Linked DNA regions of Homo sapiens: region 2 is linked to region 1. A link is an interaction called in ENCODE POLR2A ChIA-PET data of the cell type or tissue named here. Cell type or tissue: OCI-LY7. All regions are shown on one strand. Links, peaks and the distances in the headings refer to the core of each region. The heading gives the core; the rest is flanking DNA.

The links. ChIA-PET counts read pairs that join two places held together with the same protein. Peaks named below come from ENCODE experiments on the same cell type or tissue, not always from the same donor. Only the 100,000 strongest peaks of a DNase experiment are listed, where the experiment ranks them.
Region 2: POLR2A ChIA-PET joins it to region 1 with 8 read pairs; 2 of 35 experiments call an interaction of 5 or more read pairs at or near these places.

Annotation. Positions count from the first base shown.
Region 1 is chr2:61,210,023-61,216,566 of GRCh38, forward strand. USP34 (ubiquitin specific peptidase 34) reads right to left here. Exons shown (of 80, transcript NM_014709.4): 68 at 4,038-4,672; 69 at 1,750-1,907. Among named protein-coding and RNA genes, the nearest start is that of C2orf74-AS1, 35 kb to the left of the region's middle. In OCI-LY7, for the core only: no CTCF peak of the experiment used is centred there; no DNase peak of the experiment used is centred there.
Region 2 is chr2:61,443,744-61,450,287 of GRCh38, forward strand. The region is part of intron 1 of USP34 (ubiquitin specific peptidase 34); the gene reads right to left. Among named protein-coding and RNA genes, the nearest start is that of USP34, 24 kb to the right of the region's middle. RefSeq lists a silencer at 6,534-6,544. In OCI-LY7, for the core only: no CTCF peak of the experiment used is centred there; DNase peaks (open chromatin) are centred at 1,028 and 3,408; H3K4me3 peaks cover 2,010 bases; H3K27ac peaks cover 5,000 bases.

The sequences.
Region 1 (6,544 bases), core at 991-5,990:
ATGATAGTGTGTTTTAAGTGCTACGATAGAAGAATCAAGAAGTTAAAAAAACTTATAAAGTAAAAAAAGTTCAGTACATTAATAATGAAGAAAAAGTATTTTAAAATAAATTTAGTGTAGCTTAAGTGTACAGTGTTTATAAAGTCTATAGTAGGGTACAATAATGTCCCAGGCCTTCACATTCCCTCACCACTCATTCACTGGCTTACCTAGGGCAATTTCCAGTCTTGCAAGCACCATTCATGGTAAGTGCCCTACACAAGTGTACCATTTTCTGTCTTTTATTCCATATTTTTACTGTACCTTTTCTATGTTTAAATACGTTTAGATACACAAATACTTACCTTTCTGTTATAATTGCCTACAGTATTCAGTGTAGTAACATGCTATACAGATTTAGAGCCTAGGAACAGTTGGCTATACCATATATCCTAGGGGTGTAGCAGGCGCTACTATCTAGTTGTGTGTGAGTAGTCACTCTGATGTTTGCACAATGATGAAATAGGCTAAAAATTTATTTCTCAGAATGTAACCCTGTTGTTATGCAACACATGACTATAATTACTCACACAGCTATATTACTGTTAACAGGTCTTCTTTCATTAGATACCAGAAAAATGTTGTTATAGACTACAACTGGAAATCCTTCTACTTTATTCCTTTCCTTTTTCAAGAAGAGTTAAGAAAGCTCCAAATCTTTTTTTTCTTTTTTTGAGACTCGCTCTGTCACCCAGGCTGGAGTACAATGGCACAATCATGGCTCACTGCAGCTTCCACCTTTTGGGCTCAAGGATCTTCCCACCTCAGCCCCCCGAGGAGCTGGGACTACAGGTGCATGCCGTCACACCCTAATTTATTTGCTAACTTATTTATTTATATAGAGATGGGGTTTTACTATGTTGCCCAGGCTGCTCTAAATCTTTTTTGAAATAAAGCTTTAAGTAGTAAACTTTGGGAAAACAATTGTATTCAAAATTAATCCAAAATTTAAAAACAATCCCTTTAAGAAATCCGGCAAAGGCGTAGTTAATTTCCCTGTTTACTAATGAAGACTCACATTTGAAAGCTTTCCAAAGAAGACAATCTGAAATAACCTCATCTTAGATTGAGTAGCTTAAGATATTACAGTGAAGTCTTCAGTAAAGTACCATTAAAAAAAATGTGCCTAATAAAAAACAACACTTCCAAGTCTTAGATGTAATACATAGAAGAATTTAAGAAATTAGCCTGAACTTTATTTCTCTAGGTTAAGGGGAATTAAGGGTAATTTGTAGTAGTTCCTGTAACCATTCAATAACTTCTGTAGCTCTGAAAATTAATTATAAAGACTATGTTTTATAATTTTGGCCAAGTCATATAGATCAGAAAGCCAGATAGATATATTTGGGCTAAACAGAATGCAAAATATTAACAGACTCATCCAAAGGTGCAGAAAACTTCCTGGAGGCCTCTAGAACTGAACTATCAAGCCTGAGTTAGGATAAATTGCCATAAACAAGACTATTCAAGCTTTGGGTAGAAGGCTATACATAAAGGTTCCCTTCAACCCTAAAATGATAAAACATACACAAATACAAACCAAAGCCAGACCAAAAACTGTTTAAAAGTAGTTCATGAACCTTCAAAATGTTCCAAAGTGGCTACATGCACAAATGCTTCCCCAATGTAAATGATTTATCTTTAAACATCAAAAGGATGGTCCTCATCTCACTGGAAATAAACAAGACAAAACTAAAAACATCTTTTTACCTTATTAAAGTAGTCCAGCAGGAGCGGCCATCTAAGCAACGTAAGTAACAACTTATGGTTGTTTTCTTGAACTGTTTAATATCTTCTAATTCTTCTTCTCTCATATCTGGCCTCTGAGCTATAAACAGCTGCATCAGGTTAAACAGTTCTTCTACTGCCTAAAAAAGCCAAATAAGCCATATGATCTTTTAACCCTATAGCATTTTAGAAGGTCAGTTTCTCATTTCTACGTTCATTAATCAACTCTTAAAATTATACAAATAAGCTAGATTATACTTCCATTCAGAAAGTTATAAAATCAGTAACAAATTCTATTTAAAAAATTTTGGCTGGGCGCAGTGGCTGATGCCTAGCACTTTGGGAGGCAGAGGCGGGCAGATTGCCTGAACTCAGGAGTTCGAGACCAGCCAGGGCAACATGATGAAACTCTGTCTCTACTAAAATACAAATAATAACAATAATAATAAACACTAAAAGAACTCAACAAATCTTAAAATACAAGTTTAGAAAGAGTAAAAACTGTAAGTGAATACAATTCATTTTTAGTCTTATTACTGCTTAAAGCACTACTTTTGTAACTTCAAATGTAAACCCAGAGGCATGCCACACCATCTCCTATCCACTTTTTCTTTAATTAATGAGAAATCATTACTTTGTCACAAAGATTTTAAATGCCTAAATAACCCTTAAATTAATAGTGTATATGAGGTAAACCTTTGTTCCAACATTTAAAATGCTTTTCTAGAATGATGCTCAGTTCAATTTCCTGATGAATAAAAAGTAAAAACAAATATTTTAGTAAAATCACTAGCTGTGATTTTATAGACTCATATGCACATGTCAGGAGAGGACTGCTCTTCTAACACATACTTGTCAATGAACTGAAACCCCCAGCTTCTTATTTTTCAAAGCAAAAAACTGACTTAAGTACCATTTTCATGAAAATTTCTAATAGATAAGGACATTCTACAATAAAAGACATTACATTTCACTGATGTCAAGGGCAATAAATAACATGGAGGGATAAATTCTAACTCATCTAGTACTTGTCAAAGTATATTTAATTCTGGACATCACATCTAGTAACTAGATCAAATATTATTTATGTGAATATGATAGAGACAAATTTACTGAAACTTAATAAATCCTATCCCGACCCCTTTGAAGTCAGAAAGATTGATATTTTGTATTCTTATGGCATTGGTTTTCAATTTCTTGGTACTTGTACACTCACTCTCTTTCCTGCATTGTAGGGATTCTGATTTTTTCTTTTGAGACAGAGTCTTGCTTTGTTGCCCAGGGTGCAGTACAATGTCTCAATGCAGCCTCAACCTCCTGGGCTCAAGCGATCCTCCCACCTCAGCCTCCCAAGCAGCTGCGACTATAGGTGCACACCACTACTCCCAGCTAATTTTGTATTTTTTGTAGAGATGGAGTTTTGCCATGTTGCCCAGGCTGGTCTTGAACTGCTGGGCTCGAGTGATCCGCCTCTGCCTCCAAAGTGCTGAAATTACAGGTGTGAGCCACTATGCCGGCCTGGGATTCTAATTTTCTCTGACTAGAAATTAGGTTATTCTTCCCAGGTGTGAGATTCTATACAACTCATTACACCATCTAGAAAAAAAAAGACCGTCTATAAAGGACGGTCTGTCTTTAAAGTACAGTTTACAACAGAGAATAAGAGGCAACAGTGAAAAGTTATTAACCAGGTTTGACAGCTTTACATCGAGGGGAGGAAACTTAATATAAAACCTACAAGTAAGTGTGCAGAGTAAAAGGGACCCAATTTAGACTGCATATATATGTATCTCGATTGATCTCTTAAGCATTTCATTTGTTTGGATGCAGCTTGAGAAAAAATACTGCGGAATACTACTAGTTTTAGATATAAAATTGTCTAGCTCACAGTTTACCACAGCATGTAGATTTTGCTAAGTATCTGATTTTTAAATAGCAAAGTACTCAATTCCTTAAAACTGTACCATGAAGCTGGCTTTTTTCATTAGGCACACATGAAGAATACATTTACAAAACCACAAATTAAAAAACAGGTAAGTTTTACTGGATATGCAACTTTAACTTCACCCTAAGAAAAGTTATCTACACAGTTATCAATTTTATAACAACACAGCATTTTATATATGTATTTAAGAAAACAAATACACATTAAGTTCTTAAGAAAGAATGGTGAGACTATTCTATATTCTGCCACCACTTCCCACCAGGGGAAAAACAGGTATTTCCAATCTATTTGAGGATACAGATAAAAGAGTATCAATTTTACTCACTCCAGGGTATTGGCTGGCATGTGGTGTAAGATTCTTAAAGGCCCACTGGATGTTCTGGTGAGAAGCCAGTTGTCGTGTGAATGCAGGAGACTGCTCACAGCAGAGCCTCAGAATGCCATAGTACGCTGGCAGCATCCCACGGTTAAAAAGCACCACATCCTGATCATCATGGTCAGCAAGGATGTAATTGAAGGCAATGTTCTTGGTTACCACTGGGTTCTGAACAATAAGGCGGATATTCTCTGGACAGTCAGCACAGACATTGTACCAAAATGAAAGCAAAGCCTGTTTATTGTGATTTGTAGCTATTGCTGGCTCAGAAAGTTTAGGCTGGAAAAGGTTCCACAAATCCATGAAATATGTGGAAAACATCAGCTTCTCAGTTTTGGAAATTAAACAGTAAGTCATAAAGCTAAAATAGGGCACTAGCTTTGTAGTGCCATGAACAGCAGCATCAACATAAAGTTTGGCTCTTGAGAGCAAACCAAGGAGCACGTTGTAGACCTGATGTAGGACTACTGTTGTGTCTGGACTGAGTGGAAGGTCACGGGTTGGGATGTGCAAAGACCTTGTTGACCGGAACATCTGACGGAATGAATTGCTTGGTATAAGGGACACCAGAAGATAAGCTGCAGCTATAAAATGTAAAACAAAACTGTCAGATCCTTGTAAGATATAAAATAGACTGAACAGCAGTCATTAATCACAAAGCCACTGTTCCCTTTAATAATTAAAATGAATAAAAAGGGACATGAACATCTCTTTTAGTATCTTTCTGCTTTCCCCTTGGCCCCACAAAAAGATCCCAAGAGGTGATAAAAATAGATACCTTCTATTCTGCCATTGTTATTTTTGAAGTGGCAATAATTTTTAAACCACTTTTCTTTAGCTTGCCTAAGATGCAGAATTTTCCCACTTTATCTTTTATTTCTTCTCAGGAAGTAGTATGATTTAACAGAGGGAACCCAGCATTTGCAGTCAGAAGACCTACCAAAAGGTACCTGAGGAGGTCAAATCATTCAATGTTCTACAGTCTTAGTTTTCTTCTTAATTGAAAAATAATGATAATTTACTTTGTAATAACATACAGATATGGTAAAATATACTTGTTATAAAGAAAGAAATAGATATACATAAAAGTTCAATATATAAGATTACATATATGCTAATTATAGAACATTAACTTTGGAAAATCTTTAAAAGTCTTCTAAGGCTAACCTTACACCAAAGGAAAGAACTGGGTGTTAAATTGTAACCAGATAATATATATTTAAGTTATAAAGAAAGAATGAGATATACATAAAAGTCCTATTTGATTACATATATGCTAATTACAGAACATTAACTTTGGAAAATCTTTAGAAGTCTTTTAAGGCTAAACTTACACCCAAGGAAAGAACTTGGTGTTAAACTTATTAAGCCTATGTTATAATGCTGAGGAGTTAGTGACTTATTAGTTGCGCTAACCTGTAAAAGCAGTTACTATCAACAAAGCATTGACCTAGGTGCTGTATAAACTTCTCATTTAATCCTCACAATGACCCTGGATGGAGGTAACAGTGCTCTGGAAAATCTGAATCTTGGAGAAGCAAAGACCAAGGTCACACAGATAAAGAGGTGGAGGCTAGATTTTGCCTTGAGAAACAATGATGATGATAATGATAATGGTAAAACAATAATAGTAATAACTATAATAAGAATTGTGAGCCTTTACCAAATGTATACTATTTGACGTCATAACTTTATGTGGCAGGCATTGCATTTATTATCCCCACTTTCACTCAGGCTTACAACAATGGGACTATCTCAGCTTACACAGCTAGTGGCCAGAGCTGGGATTCAAATCCAGCCAATCAGATTCACAGGCTAATAATGCTCCTAACATTCACTATGGAACCTCCTCAAGACTCTCTAATGTCTGAGTTTGGGTTCTTTTCAGGACAACCATTATTTGTCTCCCCCTATTCTAACTATAACTTGATAATTTCCATTGTATTGTCAAAGCAAACAAAGTTAGGGTTTCTAAAATTAATTTTAGTTTATTTTACAAATTTATTTCCAAATTAAACTTTGTGCACAATACTCCATTTTCTAGATATTTCTTTACCTATATACTAGTCTGCTTAGTCAGAATTTTTAAGGCTCAGTTTGTTATGTGTTTCAAATATAAAAACCTGGCATGTAGGTATCATCCTGATCAATTTTTGCATAAAACTTCAATCAAGAAAAGTAATTTACGATTTAAAAAAGCCATTTGGCGGCTGGGTGCGGTGGCTCATGCCTGTAATCCCAGCATTTTGGGAGGCCAAGGCGGGCGGATCACGAGGTCAGGAGCTCGAGATCATCCTGGCTAATATGGTGAAACCCCATCTCTACTAAAAATACAAAAAATTAGCCAGGCGTGGTGGTGAGCGCCTGTAGTCCCAGCTACTCGGGAGGCTGAGGCAGGAGAATGGTGTGAACCCGGGAGGCAGAGCTTGCAGTAAGCCGAGATTGCGCCACTGCAC
Region 2 (6,544 bases), core at 1,027-6,026, 230 kb after region 1:
GTGGATATGTTATTACACATTTGTCAAACCCCAACAGTGAACCCTAATGTGGACTATGGACTTTGAGTCATAATGATATGTTAACGTAGATTCACCAAGTGTAACAAATGTACCACTCACTCTGGTGTCAGATGTTGATAATGGAGGAGGCTTCGTGTGTGGGGAGTCAGGTGGCATACCGGAAATATCTGCACCTTATGCTCAATTTTGGTGTGAACTAAAAACTGCTGTAAAAAAATAATGCTGACCAGGCAAGGTGGCTCATGCCTGTAACCCTAGCACTCTGGGAGGCGAAAGCAGGACTGCTTCAGCATGGGCAACATACGGAGACTTCATTGCTAAAAATATAAATAAATAAAATTGTAGGTATGGTGGGGCATGCATGCCTGTAGTCCCAGCTACTCAGGAGGCTGAGGTGGGAGGATCACTTGGGCCCAGAAGGTCAAGGTGACAAGATTCTGCCACTGCACTCCAGCCTGGGTGACAGAGCAAAACCCTGTCCCAAAAATAAAATCTATTAAAAAGAAAAAACTCAAAAGCCTAAGAATTAAAATATACAATAACAGAAATTAAAATTGATAGATGGCTTTAATACAGATTAAACAAGACTGAGAAATCGAAAAAGGAAGATGGGTCAAAGAAAATATCCAGACTGCAGTATGAAGACACAAAAGCCAAAAGGATAAAAATATAGAAGAAAGCAAAAGAGAGAAGGAAGATCAAAAGGTGATGAAAGACAGACTGAGGCAGTGACTACATTTGAAAAAATAATGGCTAAGTACTTCTAAAATAAATTTTTAAAAAACTCACATTCAAGAAGCACTATGAATCCCAATAAATACAAAATCAGATGCGGACTTGTCATAGTTAACTACTGAAGACAAAAACAAAGAAAATCTTAAAACTGAGCAAATGATGCACATTAAAGGGCTAGGGTGGGAGGGCCAGCTTTTTCACGGGCTACCTGAATGACATGCCTAGTCAAACAAATCCCCTGAGCCCTATGCAAATCAGACATTGCCTCCTCCAGCCTCTGCATATATACCTGGCAGGTGTCCACCGCACGTGGAGACCTCCTTTTTTGGCTTTGGAGCACCCCCTCCGTCTCTGTACAGGGGAGCCTCTTCCTTCTGCCTTATCGTTTCTTTCTTGCCTATTAAACTCTGTTCCTTAACACCAAAAAAAAAAAAAAACTGAGCAAGTGAGGAAAAAACTTATCTTCAAAGAAGTAACAGTAAAACCGATAGGTGATTTCTCTGTATAAACAATGGAAGCCAGGGGACAATGGAATGATTGGTTTGAAGAAGCAATAGTAACTGCCAACTTGTAATTCATTATCCTACTTCAGTGTTAGCCTAAAAATGAACTTTAGAAAACAAGCAAACACTGAAAAAAAAATTTGTCAACAGCAGAACCACACTAAACACACACACACAAAAAAATGCTAAGAGAAAAAACTGTCAACAGCAGAACCACACTAAAAAAAAAAAAAAAAAAAAAAAAAAATGCTGGCCGGGCCCGGTGGCTCACACCTGTAATCCCAGCACTTTGGGAGGCCGAGGCGGGCGGATCACAAGGTCAGGAGATCAAGACCATCCTGGCTAACACAGTGAAACCCCATCTCTACGAAAAATACAAAAAGTTAGCGGGGCGTGGTGGCAAGCACCTGTAGTCCCAGCTACTCAGGAGGCTGAGGCAGGAGAATGGCATGAACCCGGGAGGCAGAGTTTGCAGTGAGCCGAGATTGCGCCACTGCACTCCAGCCTGGGCAACAGATCGAGACTCCGTCTCAAAAAAAAAAAAAAAAAATTGCTAAGAGAAAAATGATCCCGGATGAAAGCCAAGAGACACAAAAAAGAAGAGCAACAGAAAGAGTAAATGTGGGTAAATCTAAATTAACATAAACTGTATAAAATAATAATAATGTCTTACAGGCCAGGCACAGTGGCTCTGCCTGTAATCCCAGCACTTTGGGAGGCCAAGGCAAGCGGATCACGAGGTCAGGAGTTCAAGACCAGCCTGACACCCAGTCTCTATTTTTAAAAATACAAAAAATTTGCCAGGCGTGGTGCTATGCACGTGTAATACCAGCTACTCGGGAGCCTGAGGCAGAAGTATCGCTTGAACCTGAAAGGCAGAGGTTGCAGTGAGCTGCGATCGTGCCACTGCACTCCAGCCTGGGCAACACAGTGAGACTCTGTTTCAAAAAAAAAAAAAGTAATTAGTCTGTAACTTGGTGGGCACCTGTAATCCCAGCCACTCAGGAGGCTGAGGCAGGAGAATCACCTGAACCCAGGAAGGCAGAGATTACAGTGAGCCAGGATTGCACCACTGCACTCCAGTCTGGGTGACAGAGTCAGACTCTGTCTCAAAAAAAAAAAAAAAAAAAAACTAAACTAAAACTTAGAAATGTCTACATATTTATTCATTCATTTATAAATACTTCATTCCATATTTTCCACCAAAAAACACCAGTGAGACAAGTGGAACTGTTATATATTTTTGAAAATCTAGGGTCTAGCTTAATAGAAGATGGCTGTATCCTTCTAAGTGCTTCTGTACTCCATCATATACTGTCCTGATTGAAGTATATGAAGATCCATCCTGAAATGATCTAAAGTTGAAAGTAGGAATATTTTAACAGCTTTGTCTTAAATATTTTCTTCTTCAATATTACACCAAAACTCAATGGTAATTTCTTAAAATGAGTTGTAATATGAAAACTGAAATCATGTAAGTACTGTCTGTTACATTAAAATCCAGTGATGTAGGCTGGGCGTGGTAGCTCACGCCTGTAATTCTAGCCCTTTGAGAAGCCAAGGCGGGCAGATCACTTAAAGTCAGGAGCTCGAGACCAGCCTGGCCAACATGGTGAAGCCCCATCTCTACTAAAAATACAAAAATTAGCCAGGTGTAGTGGTATGTGCCTGTAATCTCAGCTACTCAGGAGGCTGAGGTGAGAGAATCCCTAGAACCTGAGAGGCAGAGGTTGCAATGAGCCGAGATCGTGCCACTACACTGCAGCCTGGGCAACAGAGCAAGACTCCACATCAAAAAAAAAAAAAAAAAATTCCACTGATCTACTTTACCCTCTGAGTAGATACTTTGCCCATGCATAATTTTATAACATAATATACTGGTGATCTGGAAAATATTGGTCCACTAAGTTATGTACATCATCTTTCCAATGTTGACACATTTCATTACACAGCATCAGAAAATAACATTAGGCCGGGCGTGGTGGCTCATGCCTGTAATCCCAGCATTTTGGGAGGCCAAGGCAAGCAGATCACCTGAGGTCAGGAGTTCAAGACCAGCGTAGCTAACATGGTGAAACACTGTCTCTACTAAAAATAAAAAAATTAGCCTGGCATCGTGGCATGCACCTGCAGTCTCAGCTACTCGGGAGGCTGAGGCACCCGAATCATTTGAACCCAGAAGGCAGAGGTTGCAGTGAGCAGAGAACGCACCACTGCACTCCAGCCTGGGCAACAGAGTGAAACTGTCTTCCAAAAAAAAAAAAAAAAAAAAAAAAAAAACCAGAAAACATATATAATTCCACTGATCTCATCAGAAAAATCTGTTAAGTATTGGGCACCTTTCAAGTTCATGGTGTCAGGTTCAAGTTTTCTAAAATTTTAATTTTTCTATCAAAGCTCAAATTTTATCACTGGCAATTAACATTATCAGTCTTCCTTGAAGTGACATGCTTGGTTTTTCAAGAAAATGCTTGTTAAATATAAAAAATCTGGATAACTTTGCATGAGTCCATCACACTTTCAAACAGATGTTTTATGAAAAAAGCAGCTAGCTCAGCTCACAACTCAAACCACTTGTCCATTTTCTCAAATTAACCATCTTACTGCACTAAGGAGAGAAGAAATGCTTTATATGAACTCATTTCATCACAGAATATAAAAAGACATGAATACAAGATCTGTGAAATTGGTTTTTTTAGTTTTGGGTTTTTTCTTTTATTTATTTATTTATTTGAGACAGTCTCACTCTGTCGCCTAGGCTGGAGTGCAGTGGTGCAATCTCGGCTTGCTGCAACCTCCGCCTACTGGGATCAAGCCATTCTCCTGCCTCAGCCTCCCAAGTAGTTGGGATTGCAGGTGCGCGCCACCACACCAAACTAATTTTTGTATTTTTAGTAGAGACAAGGTTTCACCATGTTGGCCAGGCTGTTCTTGAACTCCTGACCTCAGGTGATCCACCTGCCTTGGCCTCCCAAAATACTGGGATTACAGGCAAGAGCCAAGGATCTGTGAAATTTAATAAAATTGAACATCAAGTCAAAATTTATTTTAAATAACAAATGTTTGGGAGTAAGGAATACAACATCTACTTAATGCCACTGTCTTTCTTCATACAAAGTGGCCAGTAGTTTTATCCATGACACTTTTGCACTATCAATGAAAATGTCAACACAATGAAAAACACAAACTGGCCAGGCATGAATGCCCATGTCTATAATCCCAGTACTTTGGGCGGCCAAGGCAGGAGGACTGCTTCAGGCCAGGAGTTCAAGACCAGACTGGGCAACACAGTGAGATCTGTCTCTACAAAAATAAAAAAATTTAGCCTGGTGTGGTGGCACATGCCTGCAGTCCCAGGAGGATCACCTTAGCTGAGGGGTTCAAGTCTGTAGTAAGCTGATAATAGCACCACACTCTGGCCCAGGAAACAGAGTGAGTGAGGCCCTGTCTCAAGGACGGGGAAAAAAAATGCAAAGAATATCTTATCTTGACAACTCTTTGACAGGCTCTCTGGGACCTCCATGGTTGACAGATCATACTTTGATAACCACTGATCAAGCCAAATGAAGATATATTTTTAATAATGAGTATATGAAGTAAAAGTCATCCCAAATGGAAAGAATAAAGAAACTGTTTCCATCCATAGATGACATACATAAAAAAGTCCTAAGGGATCCACTAAACAATTTACAAATGAGTTCAAGGTTGCAGGATACAAGATCAAGGTACCAAATCAACCATATTTCTATATATTAGCAATGAACAATTCAGATGTAAAATCTAGAAAAACAATTTTACAATAGCATCAGAAAGAATAAGATTCTTATTCTTTGCCCAAAATGTATTGAATAACAAAAAGTGCAGGCCAGAGGCCGGATACAGTGGCTCATGCCTGTAATCTCAGCACTCTGGGAGGCCAAGGCAGGTGGATCACCTGAGGTTGGGAGTTCGAGACCAGCCTGGCCAACATGGAAAAACCTGTCTCTACTAAAAATATAAAAATTAGCAAGGTGTGGTGGCGCATGCCTGTAATCATCCCAGCTACTCTGGAGGCTGAGGCAGGAGAACTGCTTGAACCTGGGAGGTGGATGTTGCGGTGAGCCAAGATCGTGCCACTGCACTCCAGCCTGGGCAACAGGAAGGAGGGAATGGAGGGACGGGAGGGACAGGAGGGACAAGAGGAGCGCTCGAACCTGGAAGGCAGAAGTCATGCCACTGTACTGCAGCCTGGATGACAGTGAGACTCCCTCTTAAAAAAAAAAAAAAAAGTAGGAAACTACAAAATATTGTTTAAAGCATTATAGACAACCTAAATAAATAGAAAGATATCCCATGTTCATGGATCAGGAGACTTAATATTGTTAAGATAGTAATAATCCTCAACTTGATACACAGATTCACTACAATCTCTACCAGAATTCCAGCTGGCATCTTTGTAGAAGTTTTCAAGTTGATCCTAAAACTCAGAAGGAAACTCAAGGGACCCTGAAGAGCCAACATAATTTTGAAAAAAAAAACAAAAACAAAAAAAAAACAAAGATTTACACTTTCTGACTTCCAATCTTATTACAAAGCCACAGCAATCAAGACAGTGTAGTACTGGCGTAAGGATAGACATACAGATCAATGAAACAGAATACAGAGTACAGAAAAAAACCCTATATATGTACAGGCAAATGACTTTCAAACAAGGATGCCAAGACCATGCAACAGAAAGAATAGATTTTTCTAAAAATGAAGCTTGGACAACTGAACAGCCTCATGCAAAAGAATGAAGTTGTATCAGCCGGCGCGGTGGCTCACGCCTGTAATCCCAGCACTTTGGGAGGCTGAGGTGGGTGGATCACGAAGTCAGGAGTGCGAGACCAGCCTGGCCAATATGGTGAAACCCCGTCTCTACTAAAAATACAAAAATAAGCTGGGCATGGTGGCGCACGCCTGTAGTCCCAGCTACTCGGGAGGCTGAGGCTGGAGAATCACTTGAACCCAGGAGGCAGAGCCTGCAGTGAACAAAGTTCATGCCACTGCACTCCAGCCTGGGCAACAAACCAAGACTCTGTCTCAAAAAATAAAAATAAAAATACAAAAAGTCTTAAACAAAAAAAAAGGACTGAAGTACTGGCATATGCTACAACATGGACAAAACTGGAAAGCATTATGCTAAGTGAAAGTAGGCAGTCACAAAAAAAACAAATATTAGTATTCCATATACACGAAAGGTTCAGAATAGGCAAATATATTAAGAATGCATATTGGTTGTTGCTTCGTGCTACTGAAATGGGAAG